Regions from separate parts of the Homo sapiens genome. Here region 1 is linked to region 2. Evidence: read pairs that join two places in POLR2A ChIA-PET (ENCODE). Cell type or tissue: HepG2. All regions are shown on one strand. Links, peaks and the distances in the headings refer to the core of each region. The heading gives the core; the rest is flanking DNA. Region 1 overlaps SHH (sonic hedgehog signaling molecule). Region 2 overlaps RNF32-DT (RNF32 divergent transcript).

Region 1 (8,384 bases), core at 1-8,000, 810 kb before region 2:
CAGGTGCGCGGCGGTGAGCAGCAGGCGCTCGCGCGGCTCCCGCGTCTCGATCACGTAGAAGACCTTCTTGGCGCCGTCGTCGCGGTCCAGGAAAGTGAGGAAGTCGCTGTAGAGCAGCCGGCCCTGGTCGTCCGCCGCCAGCACGCGGTCCCCGGGGCTCAGGTCCTTCACCAGCTTGGTGCCGCCCTGCTCCAGGTGCACCGTGGCCGAGCCCGGGAAGCAGCCTCCCGATTTGGCCGCCACCGAGTTCTCTGCGGGTGAGGAGAAGGGAAAGAAGAGAGGACAGGGCATTGAGTTCCGAGAGGGAGGCGCGTCTCGGGGAGGAGGGCGCACGCTTGGTGCCCGCGCTCCTAGGCCAGGGGTGCGCAAGGCGCGGGGCGGGGCGATTGATTCCAGGCGGGTCCCGCACACACCTCCCTCCCCCAACCCCACTGCCCCAGGGACAGGATTCCGACACATTCCTTAACGACTCTCTAAGTCTGGGCTGGCGGTCACAGAGGTTGGCTGGCGTTTCCTGCAGAGGCCGGTGACACTCTTTCCTTCCGCCTTCCTCCAACCCCACCCCCAGCTCCGCACACACCCGGCCTCGCCGCGAATCCATCCAGAGGGTGTTTGCTCTGCACTTGGATTCCTCAGGAAGCCTCCTTGAGCTCCCGCGGGCGCCGGGCGCACCCTCCTTCCCTCCCGCCCCGGCGCGGGGCGCGGCGCCTGCTCGCGCACTCAGCACCCGGGCTGCGCGGCGGAAACCCCTGGCCCGCCTGCCCGCCTGCCCGCCTGCCCGCAGCACCCTGCCGCGCCTCGGCGTGGGCCTGCGGAGGGGCGGGGGCGGGGAGTGAAAAATAGCTGCAGTAGTTGTAGCAACTGGACAAACATTCCAGAGATTGGCCGAGGTGTGAAAATCCGAGGCTTGTGTGGATTTTCTAATTAAAATCCAATAAAGGGCCCAGCATTGTCATTGTGATTTCTGGGATAAACAGGAGACACTCTTGGAAGGGGACACTTCCATTTTCTCCCCTCCCTGTTCTCAGCTCACTCTCTCCCCAGCTCGCGGGCCTCCCCCTCCCTATTTGCTCAGGTGCAACCCCCCCCCACCCCGTGTGCAATTCACAAGCACTATTTGCACAGCCAGGCCTCTCTTCCAAGCACTCAAGATGTGTATTTGAATTTTAAATGGCGGGGCCTGTTCGGAGCGCTGGAAGCGCCGGGTCTCAAGGCCCCTTGACTACCCGCTTTCTCGAGCCCTCTGTCGCTCTCTGAGGCTCACTGTCCCCAGGACAATAATTGAAGTTGGGGCGGAGCGCAGGGGGCCGGGGAGGAGGGCGGGGAGGGCCGTCTTCTTTGCATTCCAATCTCCGGGATCATGCTTTTTGCAAATAGAGATTGCCAGAAAGAATCTTCCTGCTGGAATTACAGGGGGCTTTTAATCTTCTCATCGGTTTCTCTGGCATGAAGTGCGGGGCTGGCCGTTGGAGGCCCTCCGTAGCCCCCCGGAATGCGACCCCGGGCGCTGGCGAGCCCGAGTCGTCGAGTCGCACGGCCCGGCTTGACACGCTGCGCCCCGCGCCCCCGCCCGTGTGCTCAGAATGCCAATGAGCGGCTCCCGCGCCGCGGCTCCGCTCTCCCGGCGCGATCCGGGGGATGGATTAGCGCTGCTCACTTGGGAGGAGGCCTCCGGAGACCCCCGCTAGGGGGACCCCGCGGGCAGGGAGCCGGGGAGGAGGTTTTGCGCAGGGGGCGCCCTGGGCCCAGGGGCCGCCGCCGAGCCCGCGAGGTGGGGGCGCCGCCTCCTGCCTGCCTGCAGCCGGGAGCTCTCCGGGCCGCACACCCGCCCCTGCCGCCCCCGCTCCACGCCTTTGCTTTCTGTGGGGACGAGAAGCCACTCTAGCCTTTACCTACAAGTGTGCCTTGACACCTTAACAGTGTTTTCCTACTAACATAGTGCCATTAACATGGAATTTAGGAGACAAGTAGGGAAGCCTGGAAGGGGGTTGAGGAAGGCAGAGTTTCCCCGAAATTCACCGTGAACGGCTTTGCTAAACGTGCCAATTTATGCGGGCGGAGAAGAGCGCTGTGCACACAGCCTCGGGCCGGAGGTTTGCGTGCGCGCGATGGCGCCTCCTCCACGGCTGTTCCTCGCCGGCAACAGCGTGTGGCGTTGCAGGCCCAGAGAAGACAGCCTCGCGCCGACTCGGGCCGGCGTTTCGGGGCCTGCCCGCCGCCCAGGGCGTCCCGGCCCGGCTCCCAGTAGGAACGCAGGCTCCGGGCGCGCCGCCTCCAGATGCTGGAGGTGGTTGCCCCTGGGTTTACTGCCGCCCACCAGGCCTCTCCCCAAAGGCAGCTTAGGATCCACGGGCGCCCGGCGGGGAGGAGCCAGGACGCGGGCTCCGGGGCAGGATAGACACCCCTGCGCTTGGGATAGCGGGTGGGGGCGGTTGGTTCTTAAGCCCTAAACGAGAGGAAGGAGCTCGCCCAGACCTGGCTAACCGCGCAGGGCTGTCTTCCCTCGCCTGGAAGGGCCTAGCGCCCCTCCCCCAGTCACGCTTTCCCACCCCCTGCAGTGGGGGCTCCAGAAGCGGGCAGGAAGCCACAGGACCCCATCTCGGGGCATGGAGAACCTTGGGCTCTGTGGCCTCAAAGGTAGGGGTGATTTCGAGGGGCCGGCACCTCACAGGGCAGGTTCCACCGCGGAAACGCAGTCATCGCCCAGCGACCCTGCTCCTGGCCCTCAGCCTCCCCCCAGGTTTCTTTTTCTCTTGAATCAAGCCGAGGTGCGCCAATGGCCTTCCTTGGGTCGGATCCGGGGGGCCAGGGCCAGCTTACCTGCTTTCACCGAGCAGTGGATATGTGCCTTGGACTCGTAGTACACCCAGTCGAAGCCGGCCTCCACCGCCAGGCGGGCCAGCATGCCGTACTTGCTGCGGTCGCGGTCAGACGTGGTGATGTCCACTGCGCGGCCCTCGTAGTGCAGAGACTCCTCTGAGTGGTGGCCATCTTCGTCCCAGCCCTCGGTCACCCGCAGTTTCACTCCTGGCCACTGGTTCATCACCGAGATGGCCAAAGCGTTCAACTTGTCCTTACACCTCTGCGAAGACAAGGGGACCCCCACCGACGGACACGTTAGCCTGGGCAACCGCCACCCCTCCCGGCCCCTCCATCAGCCTGCCCTGCCCAGTCTCAAGGCGCGAGGGCCATGCGGAGAGGTGGGGAGACGGGGGTTGGAATGGCCCAGACACACCGAAGAGCCGGGCCCTGGGCTGGGGAAGAGGGACAGCATTTGCGGAGGAGCGTGGAGGAGCACGTCCTCTCAGGGTAGAGCTGGGGGCCTTTCTCCAGGTCCTGAAACAGCCGATGCTCCTAGCGAGGCCTAAGAAGCAAATAAAGTTTCTCTGAAACAAGTGACCTGCATGTTTAAGACATCAACTACAGGACCCTCCAGGGGCACCCTCTGGGATACCCGCCCCGCCCCCACGTTGCCCTCCACTTCTAGCCCCCCTTCTGGGGCCCCTTTCTCCACCTGCGCAGCCTCCACCTTCTCCCCGCGTAGAATCCCTCACAGCAGGCCTGACAGAGACCTGGGCGCAAGTTCCCAGAAATAAAGAAAAATGCACTGCGCACTGCTTGGAGAATTGAAGGCCTTGCATTTATTTACCTCAGGCCCTAACCCTATCCGAGGCAGAGGGGAGGCGAGAAGCCGCTGGCGGGGCTGCGCGGTGGGCGGGAGCCTGGGTGGCAGGCGGCTAGGTGAGTTGCCACTTGCAGCACAGGCCGGGGCCGGGACAGACATTCTTTATCTGGACAGCCACATTCTTTTTGCCCGTCGAACCCTTTTCTGCCTGGCTTTTCTGTGGTCTGATTGTGTTTCTTGTTTTCTTTAACCTGTTCCCTTCCTCCGCTCTTGTGTTCTTGGCCCCAGCATAGAATGGCGTCCAGCAAGTTTGAAGAGCAAACTGAAGAGGTGGAGGGAGGGGGAGGGGTTTGAGAGGAGGGGGAGGGGAGACAGGAAGGCCTGAGGTCTCGGAGTCCTCCGCCTGGGGAGTTTCCCAGGAAGTTGCCTGGGAGGAGGCAGGAAACACTGACTAGGCAGATGCAGACGGGGTTACCTGGGATTCAGATTGTGGGGGTTCCCCTGGAATTCTGGGGTCACCCTCAGATAAGGATGCGACAGAAAGCAGTTGAATCCACTGTGTGTGTTTGTGGGGGCACTGACTTGCTTCCTGGATGTTTACCCTGCTGCTGCTGGTGGGACATGGGATTTAAAGAGGGGGAACTGGCACAGATGACGATGGTGGCATCCCCCAAGAAGCTGCGCCAAGTGGAGGCCGAGGGGCAATTTCAAGGTGACTTCTGCAGAGGGCGGGGCTGACCTCTAACCTCCTCCAGTCTGGAAGGATGCTCTGCTTGGAGTCTGGTTGTCGCCATGGAGGGACAGCTTCTATCCAGGGCCCTAACTGTAGCGTGGGTTGGGGGGACTCTTTCGAGAGGGTGGGGCGAGGACGCTGGCCCCACTGCTGCGGCGCTTTAAGGGGACGTGACAAATTGCGCAACAGGAAAAGTCCTGTGTATCTGGCAGCAATAAAACCCAGTAATATGGTTGTAGAGTTCAACATGCAACAACTGGGGGTGGGGTAGGGCTGGGGGCCGCCCTGGTAACAGGTCAGTGCCTGCATGTTTGTGGGCCTGCCAGCAGTTAAAAAAAAAAGTCGGAAGGGCAGAGTTTGAGTGAGGTCATCTTGAGGATTGAACGCGTTTTACATGAAAATCAATCAGTAAACCAGGGTCAGTGTAGAGCTATGATGTGAGGCCCGTTGCGCGCAGGCGCACACCACCAACACGCACAGGGACCCCCATGCAAGCCCCCCACCCCACCGCAGCTCCCTCCCCTGGGGCTGTGCCGAAGAAGCTTTAAACAGCTTCCCAGGAGGGCAGCCAGGGAGAGGGCGGCAGGGTGAGGATGACCTGGCCCCCAGCTCTGTGAGCTGCGCCACTTGGGCAGGCATGGAGGACCCCGGGCAGGGAGACCCGGGTCCAGCCGGGCCGCGACGGGAGGTGGCTGCGCGAGTGAGGGGCGGAGGCCGAGGGTTGCTGGAGTTGGCGCCCCCGCCCCTTGCGCCCTCCTCCGGCCCGGGCTCCGCGCGGCCTCGGCTGGCGGCCTCTCCTCCGCCCGCGCTGGGCGGGATTGTCGCAGGCAAAGCCGGGAAGCCCAGGCCGGTTATTAATTCATTGGGTCGTGTGCCGCGAATCAAGCCCGACTCTGTGCAGCCACCGTGAAGCCCAGCAGGGCCGCCGGGGCCGGGCTTTGTGTCGGCGGAGGCCAAGTTGTTCCCCACGCCTGAGCTCCCGCCTACCTCCCTGATCTGCGAGCCGCGCCGGCGAGTGTCACCGCCAGCAGCCGGTGGGCTTCCCCCAGCGCGGGGGCGGGGGCGTCCCAGCTTCAAGACAGCCCCAGCCCCTAAACGCACCTCTCTCCACTGTCCTTTCCCCCAAGCTTGGTGGAACAGCCCCTCCCCAACCCCATACCTGAGCGTCTTTCCTGGCGGCCCCAGAGCGCACATTAAATCTATTTAGTGTAGCGGCTCGGGACCCCACTCCAGGCTTCAGATCCGGCCCTCTGGCCTCCTGCCCCTTAGGAGCCCCCTGGCCGCCAGCACCCTCGCCTGGCACCTAGGCCCGCGCGGGGAGAGCGTGTCTGTCTGCGCTTTCCTCTCCCGGGTTAATATTAACCGGCAGCTCCTGCGTTCCGGAACTGCTCCGAAAGTTCCACTGGGGACGATCTCGCCATGGTTGAGGGACTTGGGCGGCAGTCACATTAGAGACCCAGAGACAGGGAGGGAGACAGAAGAAGAGGGTCACGCACCTGGGGCAGAGCCTAGGTGGTTATTTAAAATGAGGGCGGCCGAGCAGGCTCCCCAAACCTCCCGCCGGCCTGGGGCTCCCCTGCCGCCTCCTGCACCCCGCCCCTGCCCTCAGCACCCGAGCCTCCGCCTTCCCCATCCCTTCCTCCCCCACCCTTAACTCCTGGAATCGGGAGAAGGAAGGTAGGGGAGGGATCAACCGGGGATACCTCACAGACTGCCAGCCCCTACCCCCCTCGGTTTTAGGGGACCTTTGTGGGGTCTGCCTGATAATCCCGGCCTGGCTCTCCTCACCCAACCCCCACTTGGGCCGTCCTTCCCCCTCCTTTTGTGTTGGGAACGGGAATAGCCACTGCCCAAGGAAAAAAGTATTTGTTTTCGTTTCGTTCGTCTGAGGGAAGTTGACAGAAGGTCAGAAGTTCAAATGCTGCCTGTGCGCGCGGCGGCGAGAGTGGCCGGGCGCGGGGCCGCTGGGCCCTGCGTCCCCCGGCAGGGCGGACGGGGGTCGGGGGGAGGCCCCCGGGCTGGGGGCTCCGGCTGGGACGCGGAGGCCTAGAGGCCAGGCAGGCGGCGGACTGGGGATGGGGGCGCGTCCCAGGGCAGGCCGGCGGAGCCCGCGATGCGCCCCGGCCCCTGCGCGGGCGCCCCCATCTCCGCGCCCCCGCCGCCGGGGACACTACAGCGAGCCCGGCGCTGCTGTTAGCTCCTGCGGTGCCTGCGCTCCCGCGCGTGGAGCAGCAGAGCCCGGCGGCTCCAGCCCAGCCCCTCGCGCACTGAAACCCTAGCCGCGGGGGATCGATAACCCGGGAGTAAGTGGGGCTGCAGGCGTCTGCCTCGCTGCGCGGCTCTGTGCGCTTGCAGCTTTGCAGCAGGGCTGCAAGGCCCAAGCCCTGGGAAGGTGTGCGAGCCCAGGACCCCTTCTGCGGTATTGGCCTCCCGCAGAGCAGGGCAGAAGCTGACCCACTCTGGCTCTGGGACCTCGGGTATCCACGCCCCCGCCGCTCTCTCCGCAGTGCCTCCCTCCTCTCGGGTTCCGAGGGACCCTGGCAAGGCCCCTCCTCCGCGGGGAGTGAGGGTGACGAGAGGATGGGCGCCTCGGGCTAGCCGGAGAACTCCCTCCAGCCAGCTGCACGCAACGGGCACCCCATGGCCCGTGCAGAGTTAATTGTGGATCGCGCTGCTGTCTGGCACTGGCGCGCGCGTCCACACTCGCGGTCCAGATTTAAGGTGGTCGGGAGCAGATGAGGGAGAGCAAGGAAATCAGGACCATTTCCCATTCCTCTCCCTTCCGACAGCTGGAGCAGGCTACCTTGCCTGCCCCTCGCCTTTCTCGGCCTCAAGCAAGCCTGGGAATCGGGTCGGGAAGCAGGGCGGCACGGAGGTAGCTCCTCTCTCTCTGCCGTCAGTACCCTCCCCCTGCACTTGCGCCCCACCAGCGCCACTCCATCAGCCGCTGTACGCACCTAGCCCTAAAGGTAGGACTTGAATATTTTAATAGGGCAATAAAAAGGATGTTGACCTATATTTGCAAGGAAACCCATTTCTGGCTTCAGTTATACGTGCATGGAGTTTCAGAAAGTCTAGAATTGGCTGGGAGATTGGCAGCTCAGAAATCTCAAAGGAGGTGGGGAGAGAGAGAGGAATTCATATTTTGCTTAGCTTCCCCTCCCCCCACACTAATATTTATTCGCTCTTAATTCTTATGCAAGCAGGTTGAAAACTAAAGTGATGCAATGCCAATAAGTTCTAAGTCCCTCCCCTAAGGTACCTCGGGCTTGGAAGAACGAAAGAGCATCCTTAAAGAAATATCAATACATTCACACTCTGATGGGCACAATTGCGGACACGCAATCGCAAAGCCAGCTCTGCGATACAGCCAGCCACCCAGGGACGGGCGGAGTCTCCCCTGGAGCCCCTGCCTTTTGTCAGAACCGCCTCCTGGCTTTTCCAGTTGAGAATTCTTTGGTGGGGAGGTGCAGGGTGGGGGTAGTGGTGGGAAAGAAAACCACAGAGGCAACGGGAAACGTGGGGGCTCTGAGCTCCAATGCCCAAGGCTACGTTCGTTCGTTCGTACAGTACCAGGAGACCACTTCATGTTTGTGGGAGGGGGATTCCCAGCCTCTCCTTCCATTTCCACTCCTGACTTGGAAAGGGCCGACGCCCCCAAAGTGAAGGTCTCCCCAAGTTACAAGCCAGGGCAGAGGTAGGATGGGGAAGGCCATTGTAGCAAGACTCATCAAATCAGGGCCATAATGAACCACGTCTGTTACCGTCCTCACCCCCACCACACCCTAAACTTCTCCAGCTGGACCCTTGACCTCCATTCTCCTCCAGGAAGAGGAAGAGATGGGGGGCGGGCAGGTGGGTGGGGAAGGAGCGGGTGAAATCACCTTCCTATCTGCCCGAAGAGCAAACAGAGTTAAGTCTGGAAGTGTTCGGCTTCTCGTAACCCCCTGGAAAGCCACACATTCCACGCCCCGGCGCTGGGTTCCTACCTGAGTCATCAGCCTGTCCGCTCCGGTGTTTTCTTCA
Region 2 (10,329 bases), core at 1,176-9,175:
TCAGTATTCTTATACTTAGAACATCAAAAACTAGATTCTAACCTAATCCCGATTTGAGGCATATGGATTACAGAAGACAAATTAAAGACAAAAACACATAAATAGTATTTATTCCCTTGCCCTAAGACTCCACAGCTACGTCTTGAGATTCCTCCTTAAATCTTCGCTGCATTAGAAGCTGGGGTGCTGAACTTGAACGGGCCCCGTGCTTAGAGATTGAGTCAGGAGCTGCATCTGTGCCTCCCGAGCACCTGGTGTGCGCCTTGCTGGGGAGCTACTTAGCCCCACTTCTGTTTCCGAATTCAGGAAGAAAAGTGGAGGAGCCGGCAGCAAGCAGGAGCCAGAGGGCAGGAGGCCCTGGAGCAAGAACGGGCAGCTGGTCAGAGGCCCAGCACGGCAGCCAGAACTTTCTTCTTTTGTCGCTGGCTAAGAAGAGAAAGACTACTTTGAAGTTCCCAATAGGTTTCAGGTACTACTTTTGGCTCCAGAGTATGAAGAGATGAATAGGAAAAAAAATCCCTTCCCTTAGGAAATTCAAGGTCTAGCAGAGACACAGGCACAAAGCCACCATCACGATTTCCTATCTGACGTGTTAGGACGACTTGCCTGTGTGGACAGGGAGTTACAGGTGCTGGGATGTCTTGCAAGGGAGCGCGTGTGAGCCAAGTCTTGCAAGATGAGAACTACCTGGGGAAAGGGTATTCCTGGAACGTGGCTCTCCAGCTTTTAGCTGCATCAGAGTCACCTGAGTTCATTAAAGCATGGATTTCTGGCTCTCCTTCCCAGAGTTTCTGATTCAGTGAGTCTGGAGTGGGGCCCGAGAATCTGAATGTCTAACAAGTTCCCAGTTGCTGCTGCTGCTGTGAGAACGAAGTCTGAGGACTGCCGTGGAGAAAGCGTGGCCAGAGCCCAGTGGAGACGGAAGATGAAGACACTGCTGAGAAGCACCAGCCAGGGCCTGCTCCCCAAAGCATCGGACTGCACTGGGACGCTTTTCAAGCTCCCAGGTGATTCCAATGTACAGCCCAAGGTTAAACATCAGTTCCCGGCAACTTCTCTATTCAATCATGAGTGATAGATGAGGCATTTGCTGTTTCTCCGAGCTTTGTGTCATTCCCAGACGTACTGGACATTCTTTAATGCTCTGCCTCAGTCATGGATTAACTGTTGACCAAGACAGAGTCAGAAAGCCCCCTGGAGATGCTGTTCCTCCCGAGTCAGCTGAGCTATCTAATGGCCTGGAGTGGGGCCTGTGCACTGTGGTCTGCTCACTGATTTCTTGGGGTGAGTCTTAGCCCCGCCTTACACTAAATTATAAGCTCCACAGAGCAGGGACCTCAGTTTCCTGCCTGCTGCTGTCCCCCACTGCCCAGCACAGGGAATGGGACAGAGTAAGTGCCCAGTGTTAACTTTTGCTGAGCGAATGCCCTAGGAGTCACTAAAGCCTGTTGTGTGGGAATGCCTGTGGAATCTGGCCTTTTACACACAGCCTGTCACTGAACTTTGTGTGTGTGATTTAAAGAAGGAAATAGAGACCATCTTTAGTGTTGCAACGCCTAGCGTTTCAGCCAGGCTTCTCAAGACAGAACCGACGTGGTTCATAGGAGCTGGAGGAAAGGGATTCATCAGGAAATTGGCTCACTTGATTATGGAAGCTGGGGAGGCCCACAGCAGGCCGTCTGCATGCTGGAGACCCCAGGAAGCTGGCAGCGCGGCTTAGACCACATCCGAAGGCCTCAGAACCAGGGAAGCCGGTGCTATAACTCTCAGTGTGAGGCAGAAGGCCCCAGTACCAGAGAGGGTCATGCACAGGGGGCTGGTGTGAGTCCCTGAGTCCAAATGCCATAAAGCCTGGAGTTCCAGTGTCCAATGGCAGGAGACAAAGGGCATCCTGGCTCTGGGAGAAGGGGCCAGAATCCACCCTTCCTCTGCATTTGTGCTCCATCCAGGACCCCCCAGCCAATTGGAGGATGCCATCCACATTGAGGGCAGTTCTTCCCCACTCAGTCCACTGACTGACACACCAAACTCCTCCGGAAACTCCCTCACAGACACTCCTGGGGCAGCACAATCATTCTAATCAAACACCAGGCCAACTGGATTTCCCTTACAGTAGAAGAGGGCCATGCCCAATGCCCACTGAAGCATAAGAATAAATGGTGCTTTGCCAGCTATTTGGGCATCCCTTAATACCCTGTCACCTTGACATCCAAAATCCACCATCCCAAGCTTCCCCCCTTGTCACTTTGGTACCCATACACATCTCCTTAAACCCGATTTAATCTCCAAATAAAGACAATAACAAGGTCATATTTCTGCCTAGCATGATACAGCCATGCTGTATACAACCAAAATCACATAGAAAACCATGCTGTGGTTTGAACATGCTCCTTCCAAAATCCAGGTGTTGCCAATGGGATGGTATTAAGAAGTGGGTCTTTAAGAGGCGATTAGGCCATGAGACTAAATGCCCTTGTAAAGGGGCTTGCTGGAGGGAGCCGGCTCTCTCTTGCCTTCTGCCAGTGGTCCTCCAGCTTTAGCTGCATCAGAATCACTGAGAACACAGCAAGAAGGCCCACACCAGATGCCAGCACCTTGACCTTGGACTTCCAGCCTCCAGAACTGTGGGCAAATTAATTTCCATTCTTTGTAAAGTACCCAGTCTCAGGTATGCTATTGTAGCAGCACAAACAAAGACACCTTTACCTGGTAAAGGTAAAGAGAACCTTGGATGCAAGCAATAGATAAGCTTTAAAATTCCTGAGGTAAGATCTATACGACAAGAAACACAGCTTATTGCTTACTTGAGAGAGTGTCTGTTCATTTTAATTTATCAATAGAATCCTCCTATATCTGATTTGGAGATATTCTTTAAAACTTCAGATTTCTTTTTTGCAGGGAGGCAGAGAGAGTTTGCCCCATTTCTCCTCCTCTCTTACGCTTCACCATGAGCTGGGTGTTTTCCGACCACAAAGCCACAGCAGCTTTCTGTCCTTGAGTTGAAGTGGTGAATATTGGCTCCACCCAAGATGATTCTAAAGCACAAGCCACATGGGCGCGTGGCTCAGATCCCCGTGGCGCCACTCTGCCAGTCACATCCTCTCTCAAGCAGGCCTGCAGCCCGGTGACGAGCACCCTCCACCCGCTGACTGAGAAATCAAAGGTTCAGGCCTCATTTACAGATGATTGTGCACAATACATGCTACATCTGCCCAGAAATGGAGAGACGGCTCTGAAGGACAGTGTTGAGGGAAGTATTTGCAGTGGGCAGAACTCCCAGAAAAGCACCTGGCTGTTCATTTTGCCCCAAAGAGAATATGGCCCAAGACAGCAGGAGCCATCAGTATGAATGGATGGCCCAGGACTTGGAAGGAATACAGCTGGAAAACTGATAACAGGGCAGTCTCTGCAGGAACTATGTGGATAGACTTCTTCGGTGGACACGGAGTATGGATAAATTTGTGTTACGCGGGAAAGCTTACCAAAGGGCAACTTCATCGGAGAAGGCTTAGAACAGATCCCAGTCTTTCTGGCACCAGAGACCAGTTTCGTGGAATACAATTTTTCCATGGACCTAGGATGGGGATGGTTTTGGGTTGATTTGAGCACATCACATTTGTGCACTTTATTTCCATTATTATTACATTGTAATATATAATGGAATAATCATACCACTCACTGTAAGGTAGAATCCGTGGGAACCCTGAGCTTGTTTTCCTACAACTAGCCAGTCCCACCTGGGCGTGATGGGAGGTGCTGGCTGCACATGGGCACCAGGAAACTCGTGATGATGGGTATGTTTTTCATTGTGATTTCCATGGTGGTTACAAGACAGTCTGCACTTGCTAAAATTCATAGAATTGTAAAATTTTAAAGGGGTATGTGTTTTTTAGCTCAATATACTTGAATTAAAATACACCAGGTACATAAATATAAATGGACAGGAATATTCTTACTACAAAACACAAAACAGAGAATGCCAATAACTAAAGGAATGCTTGAATAAATTGTTGCATCTGGACCATGCATTATTCTGCAGCTATTAATGATCATTTTAATATACAAGTTTAAAATTCCTACTAATAATTAACTCTGCAAATGCAGATTTAACAGCATAGCTGAATTTCTTTTGAGAATCATTCTCTAGAAGAGTACAGACTTAGGTATGCAACAATGTTCCTCATTCCAAACCTCTTTATTTTGCCGTTTTATTGATCTGGGCCATTGTCTGTTAAAAATCAGAAAGGAAATGGAAGTACACAGCTATCCTGGGACACGATTAATTTATCTCACAGAATAATCAACCCAAGCGCAATAAAAAGAATCTGAGACCAAATGTTCAGATTAAGATTATATGTTGTTGCTTTTCATCCAGTTTTTACGGTGTTTAAACAAGGATTTGGTGGAGCCTTGACTTCTAAAAGGTCACACTGTGCGACACTGCTCTAAATCTTTGTCTGATCTCACAACAAGGTGAGTTTCCTTAACGCTGCCACGAATCAGGTAAAAGGCACGCCAAGGTGAAAGTTAAATAAGAAACGATCTCAAATAGCATTTTTTAAAAGGCAAACATCAACCTTGTAAGTATTAAAAGCACGTTCTAAAATCCACTCTGATGACAGTTGAAGAAAGCCGCCTTTATGTGCACGGAGTCCCGGCTCTGCGCGGTCTTTTAAATGCGAGTGTTTACCTAAGGCTGCAGGCCAGGACCAGGCTCTGGCCTTGAGGAGGTGCCTTTGGGTTGCACACAGTGAACCCGATCTTTAACTCATAAATCGCTCTACACCTTTGTCTCCCCCGAGAAAGGCAGAGGTCTGCTCTCTCACAAGAACGTACAAGCCTCTTTAAAGTCAGGTGGCTTTTTACTCCGCGTCTCCATGCTTGTTGATTTAGAGTCTCTGAGTGACAATGCACATCACTGGCTTTTTTTTTTTTTTAGCTCTGTCATCTGTGCTACTGAGTGTACTTTGCCTCAGATCAAAGTTGAAAGCTTCTAGAAAGATACACAAACCACAATGTGACAAATAGCATGCTGTGTTTGACACAGCAAACAATAAATTACTTTCATCAATCCAGATAAAGAATCCCATGTTTTCAATGCTAATTCTGATGTCTGAAATGATAGAACTTTACTACACTCTCAAAGAATGAGGAGCTTTAAATAATGAGGAAAAGACACAAAACTCACATACCAGAAGTTCTGAAATTGCCATTGTTCAAAAACCTGTGGTTTCAACTTGCTAAATTTAAACTCTGCAAAACTTAAATGGAATGGTCTATATTCAAATAAAAAATGTTCATTTGTCTCTATTTTCTTAGTTTAAAAACAATTTTTCTGTGGTATATCTGTACCCAACCAGACTGTATCAAAAGAAGGTTTCAATATTATTTAACAATTCTACAACAGCCTATTTCTTTCCCATGTTAACTTTTGCCACAAGGTGCCCATTAATAAGGAATGGCATTGAATAAAGTTGCCACATAATCACTCATTAGACCCAGGTGGTACGTCTCATCGGCCATAGTCTGGGCCAAAGAACAAAGGACACTGCGTTTCCTGAGCACTGCTGCCCACTAGGCCCTGGCAAAGGGTCTCACAGGTTACCTAATTTAATCCCTCCACAATCCCCCGAGGCGGATATTATCACTCTCATTTTCCAAATGAGGGACTGAAGCTCAAAATAAGTGCAATAAGTTGCCCAAGACCATACGCACCCAGTGACAGAGCCGAGCTCTGCACCTGTCCTTTTACTTGTAAAACCCAAACTGTATGGGAACAGTTCCTTCCAATGAATGAGTTACTCTAACACTTAAAAACGGATGCCTTCACCTTTTCTTTCAGAACCCTTCCTGAATCCGGGAGAAACCCTCCTGTTATTTCACCTGTTACAAAGTAGTTTAATGTACTTCTACCACCGGATATTATGAATTCCACAACATCCTTCGGCTGCCCACTCCGGGTGGGTACTGGGCCGCGTGGTGAGGACAAACAGTTAAGAAAACAGGAAAACAATATTTTGGATCCCAGGAGAACTGTGTTTTCCACTTATAAAAAGTATATACATATATGCACTTTATATATATATATATACACACACACACACACACACATGCACTATATATATACACACACACACATATGCACTTTATATACACACACACACACACACACACACACACCCCTATATGTTTGGATTCAGACGTCCCGCCAGAACCTGAAAGTTCAACTGTGGCCAGCCGTCACCCCTCCACAGTCTCAGCGGGCTCCACCCGCACGTGTCAGCGCCCGCGACCCGGGATCCTCCAGAACCACAATTTGGGAGTGGGCCGGTTTAGGGTCAGCAAAAACGCTGGGCTGAATGTATCATCACAGAACCCAGGAGGGAACCAGCAAAGCGGCGTTGGCGCCCCGGTCTTTCCTGCGTTGGCGCTGGCCGCGGGGCCCAGCACCCGGGACGTTGGCGGCGGCAGAAGGGAAGGCCCCGGCCGCCCTGCTCCGCTCCGCTACAGCTGCAGGCCTCTGCGGTGACGGGTGGGGGCAAAAACCCTGCAGAAAAGTCACCGTCACACGCAGAGTCCAAAACTCCCCTTTCCCCGCTGGAACCACTTTCTCCAAGGAGCTCCGCCCCGCGCTCTCCCCGACCCCGTGCGCCCCCAGACCTCGCGTCCCCCGCGCTCTCCCCCGCCGCGCCCTCCTGCCCCGCGCCCCTCCTCGCCCCGACCCCGCGCCCCTGCGCCCGGGCTCCAGCCCGGTCCCTGCCGCCTCCCGCGCCCCGCGCCCCGCTCCTGCCCGCGGCCCGTCCCCTCCCTGCAGCGCAGCGCTCTGGGTTCGGGTCTCTGCCCTCTCCACCCGCCTTTCCCGCGAGTCTTCTTGGCTTCCGTGTCCCCCTCCCCAGCCGGGCGTCACCCCCGCACCCCGCATCTGCGCCCCCCTCCCGCTAACCCGCGGCCTCCGCAAGGGCAGCGCGCTCAGCCGGGTGAACCTGGAACTGTGTTCCTGGCCCAGCGCTTTCATAAAAGGGCGCGGAATAGTAAGTCCTAGTTCAAGGAATAAACACGGATCCCCACTGGCCATGCCGGGACTGACGCAGGAAAAGACGCGAATAAAAGCATTCATTAAAATATGCCACGACCAAACCACGGAGAGAGTTACAATAAAACAGAACAATTTCAGAAACAGAGGGAAGTGATACTTGCGTGTATTATCCGTTTATTTCTGTTTCTTTTAGTATTTCTACTTGCATAAAACTACTTTTTCCATTAATAAAGTGTACACGAGGTAAAGGTTTTGGGCAGAACATTTGTCTTAGTGGATATCAAGAGAAAACTGCTTCTTGGATGATTTGATGGTCTCCAGGCAAGGGCGCATCTCAGGGCAGTCGTGGCAGGACGGGCACAGCTGTGGTGTCTCCCCCAGGCTGGGCTGCACCCGTTTCTGTGCACGCAGCGCACACGGGAGTCTAGAAGCGCACACCTGCTGAACTTAAATACAGTCTAAACTCCATTCCTTTATGATTCATTTTAAGAGTAATAAAGAGTGACAGTTACTACACAGGCTTTAAATATGGGGGAAATGGAACCCACCAGCAAGACTGTTACTACTTAATGGCTCCTAACTGGGAAACTGAGTCCAGTCCTAATTAAAGGAATAAATGTTTTCCTGTGGATGTTGAAAATAAATCCTTAAATACTATACGAATGGAAGAGCCACCCATGACACTTAAAATTTCCACAAAAACATTTACTTCCAAATTATCTCTGCACTGTGAAAATAAAACAGATATGTGAACTGCAGAAAAGCAGTCCAGTGGCCTCGTTTTAAATATTCTATCTATGAATTCATAAATTCTGGACTCATGGACTAAGATCTCGTTTAAAAAGCAGTAACAGGCCAAATGCAGTGGTTCACACCTGTCATCCCAGCGACTTGGAAGGCTGAGGTGGGAGGATCACTTGAGGCCAAGAGTTCACGACCAGCTCCAGCAGCATAGTGAGACCTCCGCCTCTACCAAAAAATAAAATAAAATAAAATTAGCTGGGCATGGTGACTTGTGCCTGTAGTCCCAGCTACTCAGGAGGCTGAGGTGGGAGGATGGCTGGAGGCCAGGAGATTGAGCCTGAAGTGAGCTATGATGGTGCCACTGCACTCCAGCCTGGGGGACAGAGCAAGACCCTGTCTCTTATAAATAAATAAATAAATAAATAAATAAATAAATAAATAAATAAATAAAAGTAGTAATGCTGTGTTTCATACATGGCAATTGTCAAACCATCCAAGAAGCAGTTTTCTCTTGATATCCAACCATTTTCACTTTCCTGAACAAAGCAAATCATGTGGCGACACCCGGAAAATCACAAAGTCACTGGGTAGAGTGCGGTGGAGACCCCTGTGTGCACTCTGCCGGGCAGCTGTGCGGTCCCTCCCCCTGGAGACCTGGGCTCAGCCATGTGTCCTGCTTCGACGGCTGGCATGTTAGCAAACACGCCGGCCAAGGCCCACAGCGGGCGTGCACACAGGCTTCCCGTCCTTTCTCATGGAGAAACACAGCTGAGCTGGGTAGCTGGAGGATGAAGAGCTTTGGGGCACCACGGCTGAGTTGCCCCGGCCCAGGCCAGGTTAGCCAGCAGCCTGCGGCTCCGTTTGAACGTTAGCTGCTTTGGGTTTCTTCTTCAGCAGATTGCCTGTCCATACGGTAAGTCATCAGTGAGACCAAAACAAGCTCAAAACAAGCTTCTGCTCAGCCCGGCCAGGACCGCCAGCCTGCAGGCCCACTCGTAAATCCAGTGAAGCTGAATATCTGAAACCAGAGTCTGGGGGTGAGCAGGGTTGGAGTACAGGGTTACTGAAACACTCCCTAATAACACAAGCCTGGAAGCATCAAGAGACAGCACACAAACGGATGAGAGCCAGAGGCCAGGCCAAGTGTGACAGCATAGCGCTTACCACGGCCTCCGCAGCAGCAGCTGGGGAAGGAAGGCCAGGCTCTCTGGACCGACTGGCCGGGAACCCTGGGACCTGGTGAACAGCCTGACCAGGGAAGCCTGCGACATGTTAGTCAAGGGGCCTAGGCTGGAGCTGGGAGGCCACTTGGGCTTGAGCCTCTGGCGGCTTAAGTGGAGAATGTTCAATCCCAGACTACAACCCCCTGGCTGAGCGGGGGTGAGCCAAGGCATCTGTTGTGGTGGCCCTCTCCCTCTCCAAGGGCGCTTCTTACAGTTACACCCAACCCTCAGCTCCAGGGCTGCTTTGACTGCAATCAAACCCATTGTAAGAGTTGAAAAACGACTTTTGCAATTGCCCCCTCTCCTGATTCATCCTTTTTTCTTTAAAAGCTTGGAATCCTCCCTTGTCCTCTGAAGCACTTCCCAAGGTAACTGGGAAGCATTTCCTGGGCTACAGTCACTCAAATGTGGCTCAGAAAAATTCTTTGTGGCTTAAGCTGTGCCTCAGTTTCCTTCCAGGTCCACGACACCCAGTTTCTGTATATTTTGCCCCTGCTTCCAAATTAGGACTAACTAGAGAAAGCCAAATATGTTCGCCAAACCACTGGCATGCGATGCTCACTTTGCATGAGCCACCCCCACACTGGCAACCTCCAATCAGGACACCCTAGAAGTTTTCCTTTCTTCACTCTACAGCTTTCCTGCTCTCCACCTCTGAGCCCCTGCTGAATGCAGGTGGTGGAGCTGAATTCCTTGTTATCACAAGCTGTAAATAAACAGCCTGTTTGTTCTCCTTTGGCTGGTCCTTGCCTCCACAACCAAAAGCGGGTAGAGAACTGGGGCCATTACTGTTACAGGAAAGTGGTCCCGATCTGGACCCCAAGAGAGGGTTCTTGGATCTTGCGCAAGAAAGAATTCAGGGTGAGTCCACAGTGCAAAGTGAAAGCAAGTTTATTAAGAAAGTAAAGGAATGAAGAATGGCTACTCCATAGACAGAGCAGCCCTGAGGGCTGCGAGTTGCCCATTTTTATGGTTATTTCTTGATGACATGCTAAACAAGGGGTGGATTATTCATGCCTCCCTTTTTAAACCATATAGGGTAACTTCCTGACGTTGCCATGGCATTTGTAAATTGTCATGGCGCTGGTGGGAACCTAGCAGTGAGGACGACCAGAGGCCACTCTCGTGGCCATTTTGGTTTTGGTGGGTTTTGGCCGGCTCCTTCACTGCAACCTGTTTTATCAGCAAGGTCTTTATGACCCGTATTTTGTGCTGACCTCCTATCTCATCCTGTGACTTAGAATGCCTTAACTGTCTGGGAATGCAGCCCAGTAGGTTTCAGCCTCGTTTTACCCAGCTCCTGTTTAAGATGGAGTTGCTCTGGTT

Evidence for each region. ChIA-PET counts read pairs that join two places held together with the same protein. Peaks named below come from ENCODE experiments on the same cell type or tissue, not always from the same donor. Only the 100,000 strongest peaks of a DNase experiment are listed, where the experiment ranks them.
Region 1: POLR2A ChIA-PET joins it to region 2 with 17 read pairs; 2 of 35 experiments call an interaction of 5 or more read pairs at or near these places.

What each region holds. Positions count from the first base shown.
Region 1 is chr7:155,803,476-155,811,859 of GRCh38, forward strand. It overlaps SHH (sonic hedgehog signaling molecule), which reads right to left. Exons shown (of 3, transcript NM_000193.4): 1 at 8,348-8,384; 2 at 2,821-3,082; 3 at 1-251. Among named protein-coding and RNA genes, the nearest start is that of SHH, 4.8 kb to the right of the region's middle. RefSeq lists a silencer at 1,605-1,784 and enhancers at 1,691-2,660, 2,661-3,629. In HepG2, for the core only: no CTCF peak of the experiment used is centred there; DNase peaks (open chromatin) are centred at 4,696, 5,696 and 6,198; H3K4me3 peaks cover 3,001 bases; H3K27me3 peaks cover 1,565 bases.
Region 2 is chr7:156,610,070-156,620,398 of GRCh38, forward strand. The region is part of intron 1 of RNF32-DT (RNF32 divergent transcript); the gene reads right to left. Among named protein-coding and RNA genes, the nearest start is that of RNF32-DT, 25 kb to the right of the region's middle. RefSeq lists enhancers at 2,872-3,041, 3,152-3,271, 9,392-10,081, 10,082-10,329 and a silencer at 9,552-9,752. In HepG2, for the core only: a CTCF peak has its summit at 5,573; DNase peaks (open chromatin) are centred at 4,862, 5,592, 6,402 and 7,032; H3K4me3 peaks cover 3,100 bases.